2 separate regions of the Homo sapiens genome follow, and region 2 is linked to region 1. A link is an interaction called in ENCODE POLR2A ChIA-PET data of the cell type or tissue named here. Cell type or tissue: B cell. All regions are shown on one strand. Each heading gives the region's core, and the rest is flanking DNA. Links, peaks and the distances in the headings are about the cores only.

Region 1 (6,316 bases), core at 625-5,624:
TAGTATTATTATGTGTAGATTTGATCCTGTCATCATGATGCTAGCTGTTTATTTTGCAGACTTGTTTATGTAGTTGCTTCATAGTGTCATTGGTCTGTGTACTTCAGTGTGCTTTTGTAGTGGCTGCTAACAGTTTTTCCTTCCCATATTTAGTGCTTCCTTCAGGAACTCTTGCAAGGCATGTCTGGTGATGATCAATTCCTTGAGCACTTGCTTGTCTAAAAAGGATCTTATTTCTCCTTCACTTATGAAGATTAATTTGGCTGGAGATGAAATTCTGGGTTGGATATTATTTTCCTTAAAAATGTTGAATATTGGCCCCCAGTCTTTTCTGGCTTGTAGGGTTTCTGCTGAGAGGTCCACTGTTAGTCTGATGGGCTTCCCTTTGTAGGTGACCTGGCCTTTCTCTCTGGCTGTTCTTAACATTTTTCCTTTCATTTCGACCTTGAAGAAACTGGTGATTATGTGTCTTGGGGTAGATCTTCTCATGGAGCATCTTACTGGGATTCTTTGCATTTTCTGAATATGAATGTTTTCCTGTCTTGCTAGGTTGGGGATGTTCTCCTGGATACTATCCTGAAGTATGTTTCCCAACTTGGTTCCATTCTCCTTGTCTCTTTCTGGTACCCCAATCAGTCATAGGTTTGGTCTTTTTACATAATCTCATATTTCTCAGAGGTATTGTTTGTTCCTTTTTATTCTTTTTTCTCTATTCTTGTGTGCCTGTCTTATTTCAGAAAGGTAGTCTTCAAGCTCTGAGATTCTTTCTTCTGCTTGGCCTATTCTGCCATTGATACCTGTGATTGCACTGTGAAGTTCTCGTGTTGTGTTTTTCAGTTCCATCAGGTCAGTTATGTTCCTCTCTAAACTGGTTATTTTGGCTACCAGTCCTGTATTGTTTTATCACGATTCTTAGCTTCTTTGCATTAGGTTACAACATGCTCCTTTAGCTCAGTGAAGTTCATTATTATCCATATTCTGAAGTCTACTTCTGTCATTTCAGCCATTTCAGCCTCAGCCCAGTTCTGAGCCCTTGCTGGAGAAGTGTTGTGGTCATTTGGAGGAGAAAGGGCTCTCTGGCTTTTTGAGTTTTCAGCATTTTGGTGTTGATTCTTTCTTATCTTTGTGGGCTTATCTACCTTTGATCTTTGAGGTTGCTGACCTTTGAATGGGGTTTCTGTGGGGTCTTTTTTGTTGATGTTGTTGTCGTTGTTTTCTGTTTGTTTGTTTTTCTTTTAACTGTCAGGTTGCTCTTTCATAGGGCTGCTGCAGTTTATTGGGGATCTATTTAATACCCTAGTTGCCTCGGTTTTTCCTCTACCTGGAGGTATCACCAGTGAAACCTGTGAAACAGCAAAGATGGCAGTCTGCCCTTTCCTCTGGAAGCTCCATCCCAGGGGGATACTGACCTTTCGCCAGCCCAAGTGTGCCTGTAAGAGGTGGCTGGAGACTCGTATTGGGAGGTCTTACCAAGTCAGTAGGAATGGGATCAGGGATTCACTTAAGTAAGCAATCCAGCTGCTTTTTGGTAGAGCAGGTGTGCTGTGTTGGGGATCCCTTCAGCCCCGATTGGTATGGGGTCTCCAGGACCCACAGGCTGGGCTGAGTGAGAAGTCCAAACAGCCAAGGTGGTGGCCTGCTCCACCCCCTGGGCACTTTGTTCCAGGGGGAAATTAGAGCTCTGTTTATGGAAAACTGGTTGGAGTGGCTGAAGCTCTGGCTGCGAGGTCCTGCCCAGTGAGGAGGAATGGATCTGGGTCCTGCCTAAAGAAGCAGTCTGGCCACAATCTGGCAAAGTGGCTGTGCTGCACTGGGAGACTTTTCTTATCTGGACCATTTGGACTTTCCAAAGCTGGCAGGCTGGAACCACTGAGTTGACTGAACCACAAAGATGGTGGCTGTCCCTCCCCACAGGAGGCCCTGTCCCAGGGTGAGATCAGAGCTCTGACTGTAGACCACTGAATTCTTCCATATTTCAAACTTTTGAACTATTTTTATAGCTATTATGATAATCTGTGGTCAGTGATCTTTGATGTTTCAATTGCAATTGTTTTGAGGTACCACCAACCATGCTCAGATAAGAGGGCAAACTTCAATAACTGTTGTATGTGTTCCGACTGCTCCACCAATCTGCTGTTCCCCCTTATATCTCTTTTGCTGGGTTTCCCTATTCCCTGATACAATAATATTGAAATTAGGCCAATTCAGAACCCTACAATGTCTTTAACGTGTTCAAGTGAAAGAAAGAGTTACAAGTCTCACCCTTAAATCAAAAGCTAGGAATGATTAAGCTTAGTGAGGAAGGCATGTCAAAATCTGAGATAGGCTGAAAGCTAGGCTTTTTGCATCAGTTAGCCAAGTTGTGAATGCAAAGGAAAAGTTCCTGAAGGAAATTATAAGTGCAACTCCAGTGAACACACAAATGTTAAGAAAGTAAAGCAGTCTTATTGCTGACATGGAGAGTTTGTGTGGTTTGGATAGAAGATCAAACAAGCCCCAAGATTTTCTTAAGCCAAAGCCTAATCCAGAACAGGGCCCTAACTCTTCAATTCTATGAAGGCTGAGAGAGGTAATAAAGCTGAAGAAGAAAAGTTTGAAGCTAGCAGAGATTGGTTCATGAGGTTTAAGGAAAGATGCCATTTCCATTACATAAAAGTGGAAAGTAAAGCAGTAAATGCTGATGTAGAAGCTGCAGCAAGTTATCAAGTTATCCAGGAGAGACAGCTAAGATCATTGATGAAAGTGGTTACACTAAACCACAGATTTTCTTTTTTTTTTTTTTGAGATGGAGTCTCGCTGTCTCACAGGCTGGAGTGCAGTGGCGCGATCTCGGCTCACTGCGAGCTCCACCTCCCGGGTTCACGCCGTTCTCCTGCCTCAGCCTCCTGAGTAGCTGGGACTACAAGCACCCGCCACCACGCACAGCTAATTTTTTGTATTTTTAGTAGAGAAGGGGTTTCACCATGTTAGCCAGGATGGTCTTGATCTCCTGACCTCGTGATCCTCCTGCCTCGGCCTCCCAAAGTGCTGGGATTACAGGCGTGAGCCACCGTGCCCGGCTAAACCACAGATTTTCTATGTAGATTAAACAGCCTTCTGTTGGAAGAAGATGGCATCCAGGAGTTTCATAGGAGGAGAAGCGAATGCCTGGCTTCAAAGCACTGAAGGACAGGCTGACTCTCGTTAGGGTCTAATGCAGCTGGTGACTTGAAGTTGAAACCAATGTTCATTGAGCATTCTGAAAATCCTAGGGCCCTTAAGAATTATGCTAAATCTACTCCACCTGTGCTATATAAAGAAACAACAGGATCTGGATGACAGCATATCTGTTTATAGCATGATTTACTGAATATTTTAAGCCCACTGTTAAGACCTACTACTCAGAAAAACAGATGTCTTTCAAAATATTACCACTCATTGACAATGCAGCTAGTCACACAACAGTTCTGATAGAGATGTGCAAGGAAATAAATGTTGTTTTCATGCCTGTGAATACAACATTCATTCTTCAGCCCATGGATCAAGGAGTAATTTCGACTTTCAACTCTTATCATTTAAGAAACACATTTTATAAGGCTTACAGCTGCCATAAATAGTAATTTCTGTGATGGATTTGGGCAAAGCAAATTGAACCTCATAGAAAGTATTTCTCATTCTAGGTGCAATTAAGAACATTCGTGGTTTATGAGAAGTCAAAATACTGACATTAGCAGGAGTTTGAAAGAAGTTGATTCCAACCCTCATAGGTACCTTTGAGGGTCTCAAGACTTCAGTGGAGGAAGTCACTGCAGATATGGTAGAAACAGCAAGAGAACTAGAATCAGAAGTGGAACCTGAAGATGGGACTGAATTGCTGCAATCTCATGATCAAACTTGAATGAATAAGGAATTGCCTCTTATGGGGAGCAAAGAAAGTTGTTTCTTGAGATGGAATCTACTTCTGGTGAAGATGCTGTGAACATTGTTGAAATGACAATGAAGGATTTAGAATACTATGTCAACTTAGTTTATGAAGAAGTGGCAGGGCTTGAGAGGATTTACTCCAATTTTGGAAGAAATTCTACTATTGGTAAAACGCTATCAAATGGCATCTCACGTTACAAAGAAATCTTTCATAAAAGGAAGAGAGAGTCCATCGATGCCTCAATTTCCATTGTTGTCTTACTTTAAGAAATTGCCTCACAGCCACCCAAACTTCAGCAACAATTACCACCATCAACACTGTGGCAAGACCCTCCACTGGCAAAGCTTACAATGTGTCAAAGGCTCAGATGATTGTTAGCATTTTTTAGCAATCAAGCATTTTTAAATTAAGGTATGTGAATTGTTTTCTTAGACATAATGATTTTGCACACAATAAACTGTGGTATAGTGTAAACATAACTTTTAGATATACTGGGAAAACAAAAAAATTTTTGTGACGTGCATTTTTGTGACATTCACTTTATTGCAGTGGTTTGAACAGGACCCACAATATCTCCAACGTATTCCTGTATACACCTGGACCTTAACCAGTGGGAAAAATGAGCAGCAAAGTTGTCCTGGGTCAACTAGAGCTGGAAAGTGTCGGGGCTGGGACAAACCAGGCACTATCTGTGCCCAGCCCCCTCTCAGCTCCACTAAACAGCTTTTTTTCCTCCTTCAGCTCAAGGGCCACCAAAGTGAGGGGGGCTGGTGATGTCTGTGGTGCCCCTGTCCATTCATGCCCAAAACAGGTGAGAATGGAACCACACAAAAGTGAAAATGAAACTGGTGGGGAGGAGGAAATAAGGTTCAGAGGGAAAGAATAGGGGTGCACACAGGAAAAAGAAGAAAAACAAAGGGGAGACTTTCACAGATTGCCTAGCCATGGCACTGGCACAGGCAGTAAATGATGTGGATTCTGTCTTGGGACATGTGGCTACTCTATTCTGAAAATGTCATTTGCTTAAAAAAAAAAATTATCTATTGCCATTTAGCCCTCCTGGATATGCAACTTAAAAAAATCAAATACAGAAATTGGGTTATTTTCTCCAAATAAATTGAGAATATTTTATATTACTTATTGTGTCTTTATAGTAGAAGATATTGCGAGTTTTTCACCTAACGTTTTCCTTTTTGTCATGGACGCACAACTGGATTGCATTTCCCAGCCTCTCTCACGGGTAGGTGTGGTCACATGACTGAGTTCTAGCCAATGGAATGTGAGAGGAAGCCAGAGCTGACGCATAGAACCTCTCACGTTATTTTCCCTTCCATGGTGACATGGGAAGCATCCATTGAAGAAGGTGGAGCCATGGGTGGGAAAGGAGCCTGATCCCTCAGTTATAGTCAGCCCTCCAAATCTGTGGGCTCCACATCCTTGGATCCAACCAATGCTGACTTGAAAATATTTGAAACAACAACAACAAAAATAACAATATAACAACAAAAAATAATACAAATAGGAAACAATATACAGTAACAACTATTTACACAACATTTACATTATATTAGGTATTTAAATTTTTTTTAGAGTTGGGGTCTCACTATGTTGCCCAGGCTGGAGTGCAGTAGCACAATCATAGCTTACTGCCATCTCAAACTCTGGGGCTCAGGCCATCTTCCCACCTCAGCCTCCCAATGTGTTAGGATTACAGGTGTGAGCCATTGCACCTGGCCTGTGTTAAGTATTATAAGTAATCTAGAGATGATTTAAAGTATACAGAAGGATGTGCACAGGTTATATGCAAATACTATGCCATTTTGTATCAGGGACTTGAGCATCCAGGGATTTTGGTATCTGCAGAGTTGTGGAACCAATCCCCCAGGGAGGCTGAGGGATGATTAAACTTTTTGTGTGTGTGTGTGTGTGAAGTATTTGACAGGTTTACATCACTGCTCACCACTAGGGAACAAATTAATCATTTTTTCTGTGCCTCAGTCTTTTCCTTATCTGAAAATATTGATAGCAACTACCTCCTGGGGCTATTGGAAGTACTAAATGAGTCAATATTTTCACACTTAGAATAGGGCTCTGCTTAGAGTAAGCACTACATAAGGATATATTAAATAGTGAAAGCTCTATAAGTGTCAGTATTATATTAGCCTTTATGGCTGTTAAGGACTGAATATTTGTGTATCCTCAAAATTCTTATGTTGAAATCTTAATCCTCAATGTGACAATACTTGGAGATAGCAACTATGAGAAGGTAATAAAATTAACTGAGGTCACACATATGGGTCCCTAATCTGATAGGTCTGGTACCTTTTTTTAAATTTTTTTTTTGAGATGGAGTCTCGCTCTGTTGCCCAGGCTGGAGTGCAATGGTGCGATCTCAGCTCACTGCAACCTCTG
Region 2 (6,316 bases), core at 549-5,548, 860 kb after region 1:
AACACAGCTGCCGCTTTCTCAAATAGGACCAGGGTAGAGGGCGGAGGAGGGCAGGGCCATCCCGAGCCTTGGTGCAGTGCCCAGGTTTGCACATTGCTGTGGGCATGTGTGTTGTCTGCTTAAACAGTGTCCCCCCTTCTTTGAGGGCACTGCTCATCTCCCTCTCCCCAGCCACCACCAACCATGTGGGTTCAGCTATGAGGTGACAAGCCAGAGGTGGGCCTGAGATCCAGGCTGGACCAACTGTAGTACTTCCTTATCCCACAGTGATTGGTCCAGGGATGTGCACGTGACCCAAGCCAGGCCAATCAGAATCCTTCCCCAGGATCTTTCTGAGGCTGTCTCCTTGAGTCCTTTAGTTGGAAAGATGCGTGCTTAAGCCGGCCACGAGAATGGCTCTCATTGTGCAGGAAAAACCTTGGAAGGAGAGAATAAACAGAAGGAAACAGGTGCAGAAGGAAACAGACGAGAGTCCTGACACGGTTTTGAGGCCCTAATTCCGGTCAACTCAGCAGCTGCCTTCTACCCCCGGCCTCCTGCCATTTGGTTTTGTGAATCATACTTGTAGCCAAGAACTTTGGCTAATACAAACACGTATAATTCTAGAGCTACCCAGACTGACATCTCTCACTCATTTGGAAGTGGACAATCCAGAGTGTGATTTGCCCAAGCCCCTTGACTTCTCCCCTTTAGCCCCTTCCAGGGAAAGCCAAGGGAGCCCCACTTAGTCCTCAGGTGGCTGCAGCAAGCAAACCCTCAGGTAGAGGCTGGGGGACCAGCACCTGCTCCGACGCCATGGCCTTTTCTAGCTATGAAGCACATGCATCTTGGCCTCTGACTTCTTTCAGTCAATGTTTTGTTCTGAACATACTCTCGGCACTGAGAATGTTCTCTTGCTTGTGTTTTGGGTAACTCCATGGGGGGCTAGATTCCTGGGCATGTGACCTGTGCCATCGCACAGGGCCCTACGCTTCGAAGGAACCCATGTTTGGTTTCATGCTCTGCCGACATCTTGAAATTGTTACACATTTTGAACAGGGAACCTTGCAGTTTGATTTTGCATAGAGTCCCACAGATTATGCCGCTGGTCCCGGCTCTGTGCAATCCCTCCTGGTGGGATCTGTGATTCCAAGGAATTGCTCCAGTTCCCAGAACCCCACTCCCGATCACTCCTAGCTTGTATCTTCTTTACCTTAATGCCTCCCTCCCCCCATCCCTGACTTCTACGGTATTCTCCCCACCCCACCCCATAGATGGACTTTTTCCCCGGAAGCCCACAGCCTCTGTGGCCTCATCTGAGCTGTGTCCATGCCAGCCGCAGCTGGGGCATGGCTCCTCAGCTGAGCTCAATGTCAAACCAAAGCTGGATCCATTTTATTTGGAAGAATGCCAATTAGAGTGGCTTGTCTTGCTTCTACTCCTCAACCCCTGACATTCTACAGTTCTACCCCAAACCCCCTTCCAGAGGCCTCTGGGAAGGCTGCCTCAGGGCAAACCCAAGATGGCAACAGCCTCTGGTTTGATCAGTCGAGGAGAGCTCTGCTGCATGTTTGAACAAGAAGAGCAGCTTCTATGAGATGGCTTCATAGTTCTATAATGAGGATTTTAGAAGTCTAGGAAATGGGCAAGCAGCCTGTGTCCTTGGGAACTGCCTGCTGCACATCCAGCAAAGGGAGGTCCTTGCCATGGCCTCACTGCTTCTCCTGGAAAAGGTGGATTTGAGCCCCTCACATCCCCCCAGGTGGAACAACACAGAACTGCGGCTGCTGAGACTGGCCACAACCTCAGTCTTCTTCACGCCTACTTTTTTTTGTTTTTTGAGACAGAGTCTCACTCTGTCGCTCAGGCTGGAGTGCAGAGCGCAGTGGCACAGTCTCAGCTCACTACAACCTCTGCCTCCTGGGTTCAAGGTGATTCTCCTGCCTCAGCCTCCCGAGCAACTGGGATTACAGGTGTGCCCCACCACGGACCCAGCTAATTTTTGTATTTTTAGTAGAGACAGGGTCTCACCAGGTTGACCAGGCTGGTCTCGAACTCCTGAACTCATGAAGCCCACCAAAGTGCTGGGATTACAGACATGAGCCATCGTGCCCAGTCTAAACCCACAATTTTTAACAGAACAGACCAATCTAGGGGAAAGCCAGTAGGAGAAACTAATAGACAATTTGACAATAAAGAATCCAGGTGTGGTAAAAAATGATTTATTTTTGAAGCATGGTTAACAGCTATGCAACTAGGAACATTTCATTTACCTGTCCCATCTATGTTTTTCTGTCACAAAGACATATACTAAGACTTTGGAAAAATTCCAAAGGGGATTACACTTGAAATGTGCTGTGTTTTCACTTTTTTTTTTGTACTTGTCTTATTCACAGTGAATCAAATAAAACAGCTTTACAGCTTACTAAAACTCAAACTTGTTCTCAAAGGAAGCAGTTTAAACATTTTCAACTGAAAAATCAGCAACACAATGATTCTACATCAGGAAATCGAACCAGGGAGACAAAAAGCAGCTCTAATAGAAAGCGTGTCTTGTCAAAAGGTTAAAAATAAAAATAAAGGCCCGGGGCCAGGCGCGGTGGCTCACGCCTATAATCCCAGCACTTTGGGAGGCTGAGGCGGGGATCACAAGGTCAGGAGATCGAGACCATCCTGGCTAACACGGTGAAACCCCATCTCTACTAAAAATACAAAAAGTTAGCCAGATGTGGTGGCGGGCGCCTGTAGTCCCAGCTACTTGGGAGGCTGAGGCAGGAGAATGGCATGAACCTGGGAGGCAGTGGAGCATGTAGTGAGCCAAGATTGCGCCACTGCACTCCAGCCTGGGTGACAGAGCGAGACTCCGTTTCAAAAATAATAATAATAAAAATTAAAATAAAAAAAATAAAGGCCCGTTGAGGTGGCTCATGCCTGTAATCCCAACGCTTTGGGTCTTTACAAAAAATAGAAAAAATTAGCTGGACGTGGTGGCACAACTGTAGTCCCAGCTACTCAGGAGGCTGAGGCACAAGGATTGCTTGAGCCTGGGAAGTCAAAGCTGCAGTGAGCCCTGATTGCACTACTGCACTCCAGCCTGGGTGACAGATGACAGAGCGGAACCCTGCCCCCTCCTCCCCCACCAAAAAAACCCACACATATTATGAGGAAAATCCAACTTATTTACAAAGAATGGGTCATCTTCAGGCCTGAGATCCCAATATGTTATGGTAAAATTGTGGGTGCACCGTCCTCTTTGGAAAAAGGGGGTAAGGAACAGATCTGGCTCAATCCATGCTAAGAATCTGGTTTTAAAAGATCAAAGAAGTTTCAGAGAAAAACCTAACATCACTGTATGCCCCAGGGGTGTCATTTACCATGAATGAAAGGGCTGGGAACGCACTCTCCCTGAGGTGCCCCCCAGGCCTGCCAACATCTCATGAAATCTGGTAGTAAACTGGCAAGAGTTCCCTCTGCACCAGCAGGCTGCAGGAAGTTTGTGGGGCTGGGGGCTGGTCTTCTCTGGTCTTCCCCTGGGAAGTGCCTCCCGCTTTCCCCAAACTGCCAAGCTACCAAGCCCTCTAGTGAACAAATGAGCCATAGTCTGGAGGGCTGGCATGGTAACCAGAATGGGTGGATGCTGCCAGGAGAGGCCAGGGCCCCTGAGGATTCGGGGGTCGGCACTCTGGCAGCACCATCTCACTTCTTAGCCATTGCAAATGAGTAGGCCCTTTCTCCTCAAACCCAGAGCAGTAGCTGGCTAGAAGAAACGGCACCAGGAAGGTGGCAATAAACTCTGACTGAGCTCATGTCAGTTTTCTCCTAACCCACCTGTAGATTTGAGAGCAAAAGTCCTGACTCATCCAGCCCCAGTGTAACTGTGAAGTGCGGCTGTCATGTTTACAGTCCCAGTTACTCAGGAGGCTGAGGCAGGGGGATCACTTGAATCCAGGAGTTTGAGGCTGCAGTGAGCTATGATCACACTACTATACTCCAGACAGAGTGACAGAGTGAGACTCTGTCTTTTTTTTTTTTTTAAGACGGAGTCTCGCTCTGCTGCCCAGGCTGGAGTGCAGTGGCATGATCTCAACTCACTGCAACCTCCGCCTCCCAGGTTCAAGTGATTCTCCTGCCTCAGCCTCCTGAGTAGCTGGGACTACAGGTGTATGCCACCATGCCTGGCTAAATTTTTGTATTTTTAGTAGAGACAGGGTTTCACCATGTTGGCCAGGCTGGTCTCGAACTCCTGACCTCAAGTGATCTGCCTGCCTCAGCCTTCCAAAGTGCTGGGATTACAGGCATGAGCCACCATGCCGGGCCGAGACTCTGTCTGTTTAAAAAAAGAAGAAGAAGAAGAAGTAAAAGAAGGCAGCTCAGCTGGTACAGTAGAAAGCCTATTCTGGAAACTGCCATGATGGATGGCTAATAAAATATTGGAGATACTTAACCCTTAGCCAAACAGTATGTGTCTGTGTGGTGTGTGTGAGTATGTACATGTATGATAGACTGTGTGTGTGTGTGTGTGTGTGTGTGTGTGTTTGTGTGGTGGGGGTATGTGTGTGAAGGCCCCAGAAGGTGGCCCTGGGACAAAGCGCTCCTACCACTTGTCCCCAGCATAGGACAGCCACACAATTCAGAGCACAGGAGAGCCCACACCTGGAGGCTGGGCTGCCCTTGCGGGTGGGGTTAGCAATAGCTAACATGAAAACTTCCAGATAGCAAACCTCCCCTGGCCACCTGACTACATATTTCAAACATTACCTGAAGCAATGAAATTCAAGAGCATTCATAGTCTTTTTTAAACTTCTGACTACGACCCACATTGAGGTTAGTTACATGGCTGCCAAGGGGGTGGGGACACAGGATAGGTAACAAGAGTTCAGACTCAGCCTGATGGCACAGGGTGCGCTTTGCCCTGTCCCAGTCCACTGTGTTTGTGGTGGTGACCCACTAAATTGATTTTGTGACCCACTTGTGGGTTCTACTGCAGCTTGGACCCGCAGTCTCCGTGCACATGGAAAATCATTCCCTCCACGGAAGTGGGTGGACCTCCCCGCAGCAGGCCCCGGCCTCAGTGAGGATCACCAAGTGCCACCAGGCCCCCACAACCCCGCTCAGGAGGAGGAAGCAGGCTTCCCTGACCATCTTTAAAGAAAAGGGGGCACCATGATGGGCCCACTCAGGTCCAGGCTGGCAACCACAGGTCCACCCGTCCAAGACGCAAGGCGAGGCTGGGCCATTCCCTGCAAGTGCGTGTTGGTCCCTTAGGGCTTGCCCAGGGGCGCCCCCGCGCTCTGGCATCTCTGTACCAGGAGGATGAGCCTGGCGAGGTCTGAGAGCTCCGGGAACGCGGCCATCACGCGGTCCACCTGGTCACGCGGGAAGACGCTGTAGAGCGCGATGCGAGCCCGGGCGCGCGCGTCCCCCTCGTCGTCCTCGGTCGCGTACACTGAAAGTCCCCCAGTGGCGCCGTCGCCCCAGGCCGGCTCCGCCCAGACGGAGCGCCCAGGGAAGCGGTCGGAGCGGGGTGGACGGGCCCACGGGTCGTCGGGTGGCCTGCGCGGGGAAAGCAAGTCGCCGTGCAGGTCCCTAGGGCGGTGTTCGCCCCGCGGCTGGAGCTGCAGGCCGGGCGGAGGCGGGAGGTCGCCCGGGGAGAACTGGCTCTCCGGGCTAGGGAGGCTGAGCGGGCCTGGCACCCGGCCGCCCGCGGACACCCAGTCGGGCCCGCCCAGTCGGGGCGTGAGGCTGCAGGCGGGGACCGGGAGAGGCGGCCCCAGGGGCCCCAGGTCGTCGCTGAAGGCCAGCCGAGAGAAGCTCCCTCGCAGGGCGGCCAGGTCCGGGGACCCCCGCGCCGGCGGGAGGCTGTGCGCAAATGGTTCCCGGGGGGCCGCCCGGGCTCCTGCGGAGCCGCCCGGGGCTCTCGGTGGCCGCTGCTCCTCGGCGCCCGCGCCAGGCCGGGCCCCTGTCTTGGCGCGGAGCTCGTCGGCCACCGCCAGTTGCGCGTGGTGCGGCCTCTCCGGGTGGTAGAACTTGCACTTGATGCCATAGGTGCATTTCTTGCCTGAAAGGGGCGGGGGCAGAGAGGGCGCGACGTGAGGCCCGGGGGCGCGGAGGGGCGGTGGTTCCTGGTGCATCCGGGGAGTGCCGGCCCGCGGCCTCTCCGTGGAGATTCCTCCAAGCAGGCCCCCAGGCCGCCGCGGACTCCTCAGACTCAGCGCCCTGGAAACGCCTCAAGATCTGGGCGCGGGGCCGAGGTGGGGAGAAGTGCCCGGGAGGCGCGGGCGGCCTGGGTGAGGGGGCGCTGAGCACACTCATCCCAGGGTATGCAGAGGAGTGTCGT

Evidence for each region. Peaks named below come from ENCODE experiments on the same cell type or tissue, not always from the same donor. Only the 100,000 strongest peaks of a DNase experiment are listed, where the experiment ranks them.
Region 2: POLR2A ChIA-PET joins it to region 1 with 5 read pairs; 2 of 35 experiments call an interaction of 5 or more read pairs at or near these places.

The regions. Positions count from the first base shown.
Region 1 is chr6:148,585,908-148,592,223 of GRCh38, forward strand. No RefSeq gene overlaps it. Among named protein-coding and RNA genes, the nearest start is that of UST, 160 kb to the right of the region's middle. In B cell, for the core only: no CTCF peak of the experiment used is centred there; no DNase peak of the experiment used is centred there.
Region 2 is chr6:149,445,443-149,451,758 of GRCh38, forward strand. It overlaps ZC3H12D (zinc finger CCCH-type containing 12D), which reads right to left. Exons shown (of 6, transcript NM_207360.3): 6 at 1,353-6,037. The coding sequence ends at 5,241. Among named protein-coding and RNA genes, the nearest start is that of ZC3H12D, 36 kb to the right of the region's middle. RefSeq lists enhancers at 5,725-6,276, 6,277-6,316. In B cell, for the core only: no CTCF peak of the experiment used is centred there; no DNase peak of the experiment used is centred there; H3K27ac peaks cover 421 bases.